Linked DNA regions of Homo sapiens: regions 1 and 3 are each linked to region 2. The links are chromatin contacts, found by Hi-C or POLR2A ChIA-PET in ENCODE. All regions are on one chromosome and are shown on one strand. The core of a region is the stretch at or near the end of the contact, and the rest is flanking DNA. Distances in the headings are between cores, read along the strand shown.

Region 1 (3,439 bases), core at 567-3,066, 280 kb after region 2:
TGGATCGGGCAAGGTCTTCTGGCCCCAGGCCTCAGGGCCCCACAAAAGTTCTTACATCACAGGGAAGCCCTGCACCCTCACCCTGCCCTTCACCTATCCAAGGCCCAGACGCGAGAAGGGGTCCATGCCTGTTTGCTGAATTAATGAAGGAAGGAAGAAGGGAAATGGGAATAGAAACACGGCCCCATGGTTCCATGGCCAGCAATGTCCACAGGAAGCCTTGATGTATGGAGAGGGCTTGGTGAACTGCACAGCCCTTTGCAAAAGATAAACGCGTAGAACAAATGGGTGAGCAGCCAGACCACAGGATCCGTCCTGTAAGGCGGTAACCTTGGCTTGCTGTCCCTCTGACCTTCACCTTCCCAACCTCATGTAAGCAAGATGCTGTCCCTAGTTGTCCCACAGCAAGACAGCTAGGACCAGGAGATAGAAGCACAAAGACACATTTGCAGCAGGGTCTCAATGGGCAAGGCACATGAGAACAAAATCTCTATGTTCTCATTTCAAACACATATCACAATGGTCAATTCTCCTTCAAGGAATGTGTTCTAAGGCAATGACCATGCCTGGAAAGATCTACGTGGAAGGGCAGGGTACAGAATTATGCACAACAAAAAAGGCTGGAAGCAGTTTTAATAGCCAGCAACTGGGCTCTGGTCATTTTATGGTACTAACATAGAATGGGATTCGAATACTATGAAGTCACTAAAAATAATAATCACATCCATATTCACTTATATGGAAAACGCCCATGGGATATTAACAAAGTTACAAAACAAAACAGACCTAAGTTTTGGTCATTCCTAAACAGTCTTACCCCACTCCTGAGGAGTCATGCCACCCCAAAGAGACAGAATTTTGCTGTGGAGTGACTGAGCACATCTCCCAAGTCTGCACCCAGCCAAGGAACATGAGCTCACTCAGAAAAAGGGCAAGGAGGGGCTCAGCCTCTTGGGAGCCTGGGTGAATAGCATTCACCAGACCTGTGGGAAGCGCCAGGAAGATCTTCCTAAAACACCCGGTTCCTTCAGGAAGCATCTCCTCGGAGTGCCCCTGCTTCTTTCTCAAATGGGCAAGGTGGGCTCCCTGCTGCACAGAGGGCAGACAAGCTCTAGCACCTGAGCTCCCGGGCAGAAGGCTGGCCTGGTGTCCACTTCCTGCCGCTGGACTCGGGAACTGAGCAAAAGCAGGTGGCTAGACCCTGGGCACGTCCTGAAGGTGGAGGCCCAGTGGGGCACAGCCATGGACTGGATGGTTCTGTCTCACTCCAGGTGTTTCCTTAAGCAAATGGGGAGACCACGGAGGAGGTGGGTGAGGGCACAAAACGTCATGTGGCTGGAGCCCTGGGTGTGGCCACCTCAGGCCAAAGGGAAGGAGCTAGAGTTCCAGCATAGCCACCAGGAGCAGGGGAGCCTTTGGCTGGGTCAGGGTTCAAAACTACAGGCAAGGAGACCCCCAGTGGAATAATTCATGCCTTGGGGAGCACTTTGAAAAGTCATTGGACAGTCTACAATGAGAACTACGAAAACATTCGCACTGCAGACCCTGCTCTTTCCACACCTGTGAATCTCAACTCAGTAAGTGTCCACAGACAGGAGAGAAACAACACCCCACACAGGCAAAGTTAAGTCAGCAGACCAAGGTTCACACTGTGCACATGTGTGTTAGATAAGTAGAGAGTAAGAAGTGTGCAAATTCATGGAATGGAAGTATGGCTGTTATCACCCTAAATTCTTGCACTTGCAGAGACTGAAATAACAGGGAATGACGTCTGCTAAGGCACAGCTGGAGCGGGGCAGGGGTGGGGTGGAGAGGGAGGCTACAAAACCGTGTGTCCACCGGGAGCGATCCTTGGCCTCTCTGCAAATGCACTTCTTGTGTTGGAGTGCTTTTACAAGGAAAATGGAAACATTTAAACAGACATTGAAAAGGGGCGGCATTCTTACCCACCATATTTATCTGCATAAACCTCCCCACGCCCATCACATTCTTCTGGCACACCTAATTCATTTCTTTTTTTTTCATTATTTTTCTCCTGAGGCTATTTTGGCTGCAAGATAGATTCTAACAGAATAACAGGGATTTAACAAATAAAAGGAATGCTTAGGGATGCGTTAACAGTAATCTTGCCAAGCCAGGAAGCCGTCTAGAGCTTGGCACATGAGTGAAGGCGAGAAACAATTTGCCTGGAGAAACAAGAAGAAAAATAACAACAAAAAATCACTCTCTGCCTCCGTTGCAGAAATCAACAAGACACACACAGGCAGACAGACCTCGTTTTATTGTGCTTTGCTTTATTGAACTTTGCAGATACTCAGTTTTTTTTAACAAACTAAAGGTTTGTGGCAACCCCACGTCAGTGCCATTTTCCCAAAAGCATGAGCTCACTTCTGGTCCCTGTGTCACATTTTGGAAGCTCTCACCATATTTCAAACTTTTTCATTATTATTATATCTTTCATGGTTATTTGTGATCTGTGCTCTTTGATGTTACTATTGTAATTGTTTTGGGGTGCCATGAACCAAATCCATATAAGACTGCGAACTCAATGGATAAACGTTCTGTGTGTTCTGATGCTCTGGACTGCTCTTTCCCTCTCCTCGGACCTCCATATTCCCTGAGACACAACAACACTGAAATCAGGCCAATTAATAACCAGTAGTGTTGAAGTGAAAGGAAGAGTCACATCTCTTAAAAGCTAGAAATGAGTCAGCTTAGTGGGGAAGGCATGTGCTCAGACAGGCTAAAAGCCAGGCCTCTCATGCCAAACAGTTAGCCAAGGTGCAAATGCAAATGAAAAGTTCTTGAAGGAAATTAAAAGTGCTGCTCCAGTAAACACACCAATGATAAGAAAGCAAAACAGCCTTTTTGCTGTTACAAAGAAAGTTTGAATGGTCTGGATTAGAAGATCAAACCAGCCACCACATTCCCTTAAGCCAAAGCCTAATCCAGAGCAAGGCCCTAACTCTCTTCAATTCTATGCAGACTCAGCAAGGTGAGGAAGCGGCAGGAGAAAAGTTTGAAGCTAGCAGAGGTTGGCTCAAGAGGTTTAGGTAAACAAGCCGTCTCCATAACATAGCAGAGTAAGGTGAAGCAGCAAGTACTAATGTAGAAGCTGCCGCAAGTTATTCAGAAGATCTAGCTAAGACCATTGATGAAGGTGGCTACACTAAACAACAGATTTCAATGCAGACAAAATCAGCCTTCTATTAGAAGATGCCACCTAGGACTTTCATAGCCAGAGAGGAGAAGTCAATGTCAAGCTTCAAAGCTTCGAAGCACAGGCTAACTGTCTTGTGAGGGGCTAAGGCAACTAATGCCTGGAAGTTGAAGCAAATGCTCATTTACCATTCTGAAGATTCCAGAGTCCTGAAGAATTATGCAAAATCTATCCTCCCTGTGCTCTATAAATAGAACAGTAAAGCCTGGATGACAGAAC
Region 2 (3,160 bases), core at 594-3,093:
TCTGGCTGATTTTTTTGTGTGTGTGTATTTTTAATAGAGATGGGGTTTCACCACGTTGGCCAGGCTGGTCTCAAACTCCAGACCTCAGGTGATACCCCAGCCTCGGCCTCCCAAAGTGCTGGGATTACAATCGTGAGCCACCGCGCCTAGCCAATGAAGTTTATTTTCACGTTGATTCCCAAGTCTAGGTCTCGAAAATGACATGTCTCAAGACCATAGCCACTTTGGCACTGTAAGGCCATTGTTCCCCCAGCAATCTGTGTGCAGAGATCTAAGGATGATGGCCCATACACTGAGGCCTCTTGAGTTTGTCTTTAGTCTCCTTTTAGATTCTTTTATAATAGCTTTATTGAGACATAATGCACATACTGTGCAATTCACATATTTGAAGTGTACGATTCAATGGTTTTTAGTATATCCACCATCACTGCAATCAATTTTAGAAGATTTTCATCACCTCATAAAGGAAATTTCTTTTGTTTTATCTCCTGGTATTTCTTTATAGTTATAGACAGATGGTAAAGATGGCTGAAATGTGGGTGGGGAGCACAAAGGGGGGTGAGGAAGTTGCATAGTAGGAAAGGGAGAAGGGTCTGCACTGTCCTGCCTGAAGGAACTTACCATAGTGATGATGTGAGCTGTTATGTGCACTGAGACGGGAGACCCCCAGACCAATGCATCAGTCACGTGAAGATGGGGGCAGCCTCGGCCCCAGCAGTACGAGGAGTTCACCTTGACCCTTTGAAAAGCTTACCAACCCCTGTCCTGTGTGATCACTATTACAGAGGATAAACTAGTCATATGGGAAATGGGTCTCAATGTTTCACAGTTTGAGATGCTGAACATCCACAAATCCTGTCAAATGACTTCATGGGGATTACAGAAAATCCTATTCAATAATTTTTAAAGGTAACTCTATCTAGATATTATTTAGTGAAGATTCCTTGCCAGGCAACATCTGAATCACTTAATGTGTACTAACTCATCTGATTCTCACCACAATCTTGGCATGTAAGCCTGATTGCTTTTCCCATTTGACAAATGGGAGAAGCTAAATAACTTGTCATTGTACTAGAGTGTATACAAGGCAGAGCCAAGATTTGAAGCCAGGCAACGTGGCTCCAGCATCCACATTTCTAACCACTAAATTTTCCATTTCACTAGCTTTCCATTTTGAACCTAGCCACTAACATATGCAGCCCTCATCTTTGCAAATAAAGTTTTAAAATACGGCCTTCTGTAGTAAGTGACGCTGCCCACCAGGGGGCAGGACTGCCCCACAATGCTCTCAGTCACTCCCTTCATTCACTACAGTCCCTGGCCCACTGAGGTTGTAAATTGAGCTCAAACCTTTCTGTGAAAATGCAGGGCAAAGGGCAGAAAGAGGGAACCACTCAGGGGAAATGGCTCACTGGGGACGTGTGTGCACAGAAGTCCTCTCCGTGCCATAGCAGAGGACACAGGCTCTGGAATCCCGTGGGCCAAGTTTTCGCAACATTCTGTGCTAGTTGGCTGGATGCCTCTATACAAAGAAATTAAAGCAAAGAGAAAAGCAGGGGGTAAAGGGGACCATAGAAGAAAAAATTCTTCATATTTTTCTTTGCCTGTCTCCCGACCATAGCCAAATCACTAAACTTTTCTGACCCTGACCTTCATGATCTGTAAAATGGGGATGGGCCAGCTGCTATGTGACCCCTGGAGAAGAAACGTCCCGTCAGCAGGGCCCCTCCTGTCAGGGAGAACCTCAGCCGCCTTCAACAGCTCATTTCCAGGCAGCTAAGGTCACCTCACTCTTCTTGAGCCCTTCAGTGTGGAGCTGCCATTGCAGCTCTAACAAGTTAATCATAAGCCACCCCTCATGGCGCCAGGGCGAGGCTGTTTATAGACTTATCAACTCATGACACACAGGGTGGTTCACGTGACTTAAGCTTTGAGTCCTATATCTTGGCCCAGATGGCAGGAAGGATGCTTTGACCCATGACCACTCTGGTTTGTTCCTGGGTTGGACATTCCTTGGGCTTTCTTCAGTAGAGGGAAGCTTGAATACATAAACCATAGCTAACATGGGAAGTGCAGACATTGCGTTCTGCAAGCAGTAGGCACTCAACCAATGTCTGCTGTGCTGTCCTAATCGGCTGAATGTGGCACAGGAATCCAGGAGAGTCGATACGGCCTGGGAAACCATGCAGAATCTCCCCAAGGAGGAGGCACTTCTCCATATTCATTCTACTCTGACCCAAGCACGTGGCAGGGCTTGCTCTGTTCTTTGCAAAAGAGACAGTTTGATTGACATTTTCCTCACCTCCATCTTTCCTGCTCTAAACCACAAGCCAGACAGACAGAAAGACAGCTCCATTACTTCAGTGCTGAGCCAGTCTCCGCAAGGAGACAGCCTTACGTTGACCAGGCAGTGGGCTGGCGGGTGAGTGACGAGTGACAGGTGTCAAGTGTGAACCTGCCTAGGTGCTCCTGAAGCCTGACCCTGGCCTTCTTACACATCCGTCTGGAGGACATTCCCAGTGAAAACTGAATGCCTGCAACTTCATCAGCCTTTAGGGGAAAAAAATGAAGCCACGTTAACTTATAAAATAATAATAAACTTGGAAGTTAGACATAGAGGAAAGTACACAAATAATAAGGAAAAAGCTCCATTAATTTTCACAGTGAATACACCCAAATGAAAAAAAAAAAAAAAAAAAAAAAACAGAACAGCATCAGTGCCTCAAAAGCCCCTCTAATATTCCCTCCCAAACAGCACTGTCTCTTTCCTCCCCAAGAACTGCCATCCTGCCCTCTACTGCCACAGGTTAGTTTTGTCTGATTGTGATATCCATATAAATGAAATTTGATAATAAGTACTCTATGACAGGTCTGGCTTTTTTGGCCTGTGGTTATGTCTAAGTTTCATCCGTGTTGTTGAGTGTAGCCACTGATAACACCTAGACCACCAGGTCTCAACTCAGTCCTTTTAAAGTGGGCCCCAGGTATCTCAGGGCCTCCTCAAGAGGTGCCTTACATGTACTTAAGAATAGGTCTGCCTGAGGCACCATGCAACACCAAAAGATCACAGTGCTTCTAGTACTATGGGCTGAGTCAATCAGGCTGCAGAAGGCAGGGAGAGATGCTGAAACTCACTGCTCCAACCCAACCCAAGCCACAT
Region 3 (3,558 bases), core at 1,017-3,516, 350 kb after region 2:
GCGAGGGGGACAAGGGAACTGTTTCCATTTCACAATCATCTGAATGTTTGTGCCTTCCCAGCCCCCAAATTCATTTTGAAACCCTAACTCCTAAAGTAGTGATATTAAGAGGTGGGGCCTCTGGGAGGTGATTAGGTCTTGAGGATGGAGCCTCATGAATGGGATTAGTGCCCTTAGAAAAGAGACCCCAAAGAGCTCCCTTGGCCCTTCCACCACTGAGGATGGAGCAAGAAAGTACCATCTATGAACCAGAAAGCAGGCCCTCACCAGATACCAAATCTGCTGGCACCTTGATCTTGGACTTCCAGCTTCCAGAACTGTGAGCAATACATTTCTGTTGTCTATAAGCCACCCAGGCTATGGTATTTTGTTACAACAGCCTGAAGGAACAAAGACAGTAAACCACTGGAAGAAAAAGTCTGAGTCTTAGTTATTCATTTGCATCCCCAAAGCCTAGCATACAAGCTAAGTACAATAAATTTCTGTTGAATGAGAAATTTTCTGTATATCTCAAAGCTCATCTGAAGCAGCTGATAAAGGTCTCAGGTTTTTTAAAAAGCTGGAGATATTGGGGTACACCAAGCTACAATAATTCCAGCTGCAGATGTCTCCAGGATTACCTTGTGGGTATTCCATCCATCCGTGTGAAGGCATCATCTCAGCCAGTTCCTGAGCATGTGTCTGTCTTTATAAACAAAAGCAAATAATAAAGCCTAAAGTAAACATCTTTTAAAGACTTAAATATGACTGCTTTTGGATAATTGACCAACTTTTCTGGTCTCCCATGGCCAAGTTGGGGGATAAGGATGCTAAGAACCCTCCTCATGGACCCCATCTACTTCCAGGCCCTCCTCTCTCCATGCTCCCACCCTTGGCTTCAGCCCTGACAACACTGCACAGTCCTGTCTCTCCCCCATATCTTTACCTGCTGGCACGTCCTTCCCCAGCTTGGGATGTGCTTCCTCCCACTCCACTGTGTTGAGCTAACTTCTAGTCTCCCACTGACATTTTCTTTTTTTTTTTGAGACAGAGTCTCACTCTGTTGCTGCCCAGGCTGGAGTGCAGTGGCACAATCTCCTGTTCACTGCAACCTCTGCTTCTCGAGTAGCTGGGACTACAGGCATACACCACCACACCCAGCCAGTTTTTGTATTTTTAGTAGAGACAGCTTCACCATGTTGACCAGGCTGGTCTGGAACTCCTGACCTCAAGTGATCCACCCACCTTGGCCTCCCAAAGTGCTGGGATTACAGATGTGAGCCACGGTGCCCGGCCCCTCCTGTTGACATTTGACTGCAGCTTCCCTTCTCCTGCCCCAGGCTGACGTCCATGTCCACCTCCTGGGCTCCCACTGACTTGCACTGAGCCGCAGATTCACCCGCATGGTGGTCTACAGACTCGCCTGCACGCAGGAGGACATCAGGCACCTTGCTTGCTGCATGGGGAGAATCACACAGGAGCCCAGGAGGGCAGCAGCTCCAGGACCTGGTGTCCTTCCTGTGGTTCTTGTTGAACATCTTGGGCTGGCTTCTCATGGTGATGGAGAAGCTTGTAGCAGCTCTGGCCTTCCCACCCTCACAACAATGGCCAGGGGCCATAGAAGATGTGTCCTGTCCCTGATCACACAGTCAAGGTGAGGAAAATATCCCCAGAGGCCACTACAGCAGACTTACCTCTATTTGTTCATAGCGCGCGAGGGGCTGAGTGAGCCCCACACCCCGAGCCACAGAACCACAAGTTCCTGAACAAAACTGGGTTATCTTAGCAAGGAACGAAGTGATGGCTGTGAGACAGGCCACCGGTGGCCGCGTCACAGAGCCTTGGGGACAGTGGAGCCAGCCAGGGTGTGGGGCCAAACAGTAATGGTAGGAGAACTTGTCTCAGGCCTCGGTGCAGCCCAGCCAGTTACCCAACAAGGCCCAGGGCTGGCAAGAAGCAGGACTTGAAAGAGGGTCATACAGGGTGGGGCCAGAGCTCCGTAAATCCCCCTAGGGAAGGACACATTTATTTCCTACTGGCGCAGCAAGTTGTGGGATCAAGAAGATTGAAGAAAAGGTTCCCTGTCCCCCTCGCAGGGTGTGTGATGGGGTTGTGGTTCACTGCTTCAGTGTCCCACTGCTCAAACCTCTAGGGGAGTGTACAGATGGGCAGGTTGCGGGGCTCCGACCCCACAGCAGCCTCTAGGGATCAATGTTTACAGCTCCTGAAGCCCCAGTGGGCATGTGTTACAGGGAGCTCTTTTAGTTCAGCCGTCCGTAGGCGGCTTGTGTTAATCAGCTCAATTAGACTCCCTTCCTTATCACACGGACAGAGGGCTTTCTGTATCCTGGGGTTTCTTGTCTTGGTGTACCGGAAGAATTGGATCATGGGTGGGCTTGGAGAATGAGTGCAAGGTTCTATTGAGTAGAAGTAGCCCTCAGCAGATGGGGGAGCCAGAAGGGAGATGGTTTTTGCCTGCAGTCAGGCCACTTGGCCGCCCCAGCTCTCCTCTGACTGCTCCAGCCAAACTCCGCCTCATTCTGCCAGTCGATGGCCAGCATGTCGGCATCTGTTGATGTGCTCTTCTGCTGGCATGCTCCCTCGACGTTCTCTCAATATCCGGCCGCCTGTGTCTTCTTCTGCTGATCTGCTCCTCTCCACATCCAGCGGCTTGTGTGTCTGCCTGGTAGGGTCTTGGGGTTTTTTATAGGCACAGGATGGGGGCGTGGCAGGCCAGGGTGGTCTCAGGAAATGCAACATTTGCATGCAAAGGCAGGAGCGGTTGTCCTCACCTAGGTCTGTGGGGGTGGAGCCCTAACCAGGGATCATGCCCTCCTATACCCAGCACTTCCCTTTCCCCTTCCGTATCATTTAAAGGGACCACACTCTTCCCTTCCCAGCACTTCCGTATCAATTGGGGCAGAGGGCTCCATAGGCAAGGCCTTCCCTCAAACAGTGCTGATGTCTGAAGAGTTCATCTTGAGTTGAACTGGAGAGATGCTGTCTTCTTTTAGTTGTTCTGTTGTCCCTCTCTAACTTCCTTCCTTCCTCTCTACATGTATCTCCTTCCATCTCTCCCCATCCCACTTCCTCTCTTCCACTTCTCTCTCTCCCTCCCTTCCTGTCTCCATTCCCTCCCACCTCCCTCCCTCTCTCCCTTCCTCTGTCTCTCCAGCTTTCTCTCTTTCCATTTTTCTCTTTCTCCCTCCTCCCCCTTCCTCTACCACCCCTTCTTTCCCTCCCTTCCCCCCCAACCTTCCTCTCTCTCTTCTTCTCTCCCTCTCTCTCTATCTCCTACTTTATCTTCCAGTCCAAACACTGTGCAGGCTGCCAAATATTAACATGGAAGGAATGTTATGCTAACTCTTTTCAGCATTGGGAATTCATTAGACTCAGGCCCTCTTAGATCTTTCTCTCAAACTTTGAGTTTTTAAAAACATCTTTTTTTGCTCCCCCACAGATGAGGTCAGGAAGTGGCTAAGAAGAGATCCATGAAGATTAACATTCAGTGCTCAATTTCTGAAGGAAACAGGGAGTGAAAGGCCGTGGAAGAAAACAGGGCTGCCACGAACATGCTCT

Evidence for each region. Hi-C counts contacts between places; a loop is a spot of excess contacts on that map. ChIA-PET counts read pairs that join two places held with the same protein, here RNA polymerase II (POLR2A). Pooled maps may share reads with other maps.
Region 1: a loop to region 2 is called in a map of left colon, with 4 times the contacts of the local background. The contact joins two enhancer-like sites. A Hi-C loop is called at or near these places in 1 of 168 maps with a recorded cell type or tissue (left colon), 1 of 37 single-sample maps with no recorded cell type and 5 of 50 pooled maps. POLR2A ChIA-PET finds 5 or more read pairs at or near these places in 2 of 52 experiments (AG04449 and BJ).
Region 3: a map with no recorded cell type shows a loop between it and region 2 (2.2-fold over the local background). The contact joins the promoter of LINC01447 here to the enhancer-like site in region 2. A Hi-C loop is called at or near these places in 2 of 37 single-sample maps with no recorded cell type and 3 of 50 pooled maps. POLR2A ChIA-PET finds 5 or more read pairs at or near these places in 2 of 52 experiments (RWPE1 and activated CD4-positive, alpha-beta T cell).

What each region holds. Positions count from the first base shown.
Region 1 is chr7:47,550,100-47,553,538 of GRCh38, forward strand. The region is part of intron 1 of TNS3 (tensin 3); the gene reads right to left. Among named protein-coding and RNA genes, the nearest start is that of TNS3, 30 kb to the right of the region's middle. Within about 2 kb of position 1,817, at least 4 of the 41 ENCODE cell types and tissues checked have a DNase peak (open chromatin) inside an H3K27ac peak, as active enhancers do.
Region 2 is chr7:47,265,153-47,268,312 of GRCh38, forward strand. No RefSeq gene overlaps it. Among named protein-coding and RNA genes, the nearest start is that of SNORD151, 200 kb to the right of the region's middle. Within about 2 kb of position 1,844, at least 10 of the 41 ENCODE cell types and tissues checked have a DNase peak (open chromatin) inside an H3K27ac peak, as active enhancers do.
Region 3 is chr7:47,619,673-47,623,230 of GRCh38, forward strand. LINC01447 (long intergenic non-protein coding RNA 1447) reads left to right here and starts at 2,267. Exons shown (of 4, transcript NR_108090.1): 1 at 2,267-2,665; 2 at 3,440-3,558.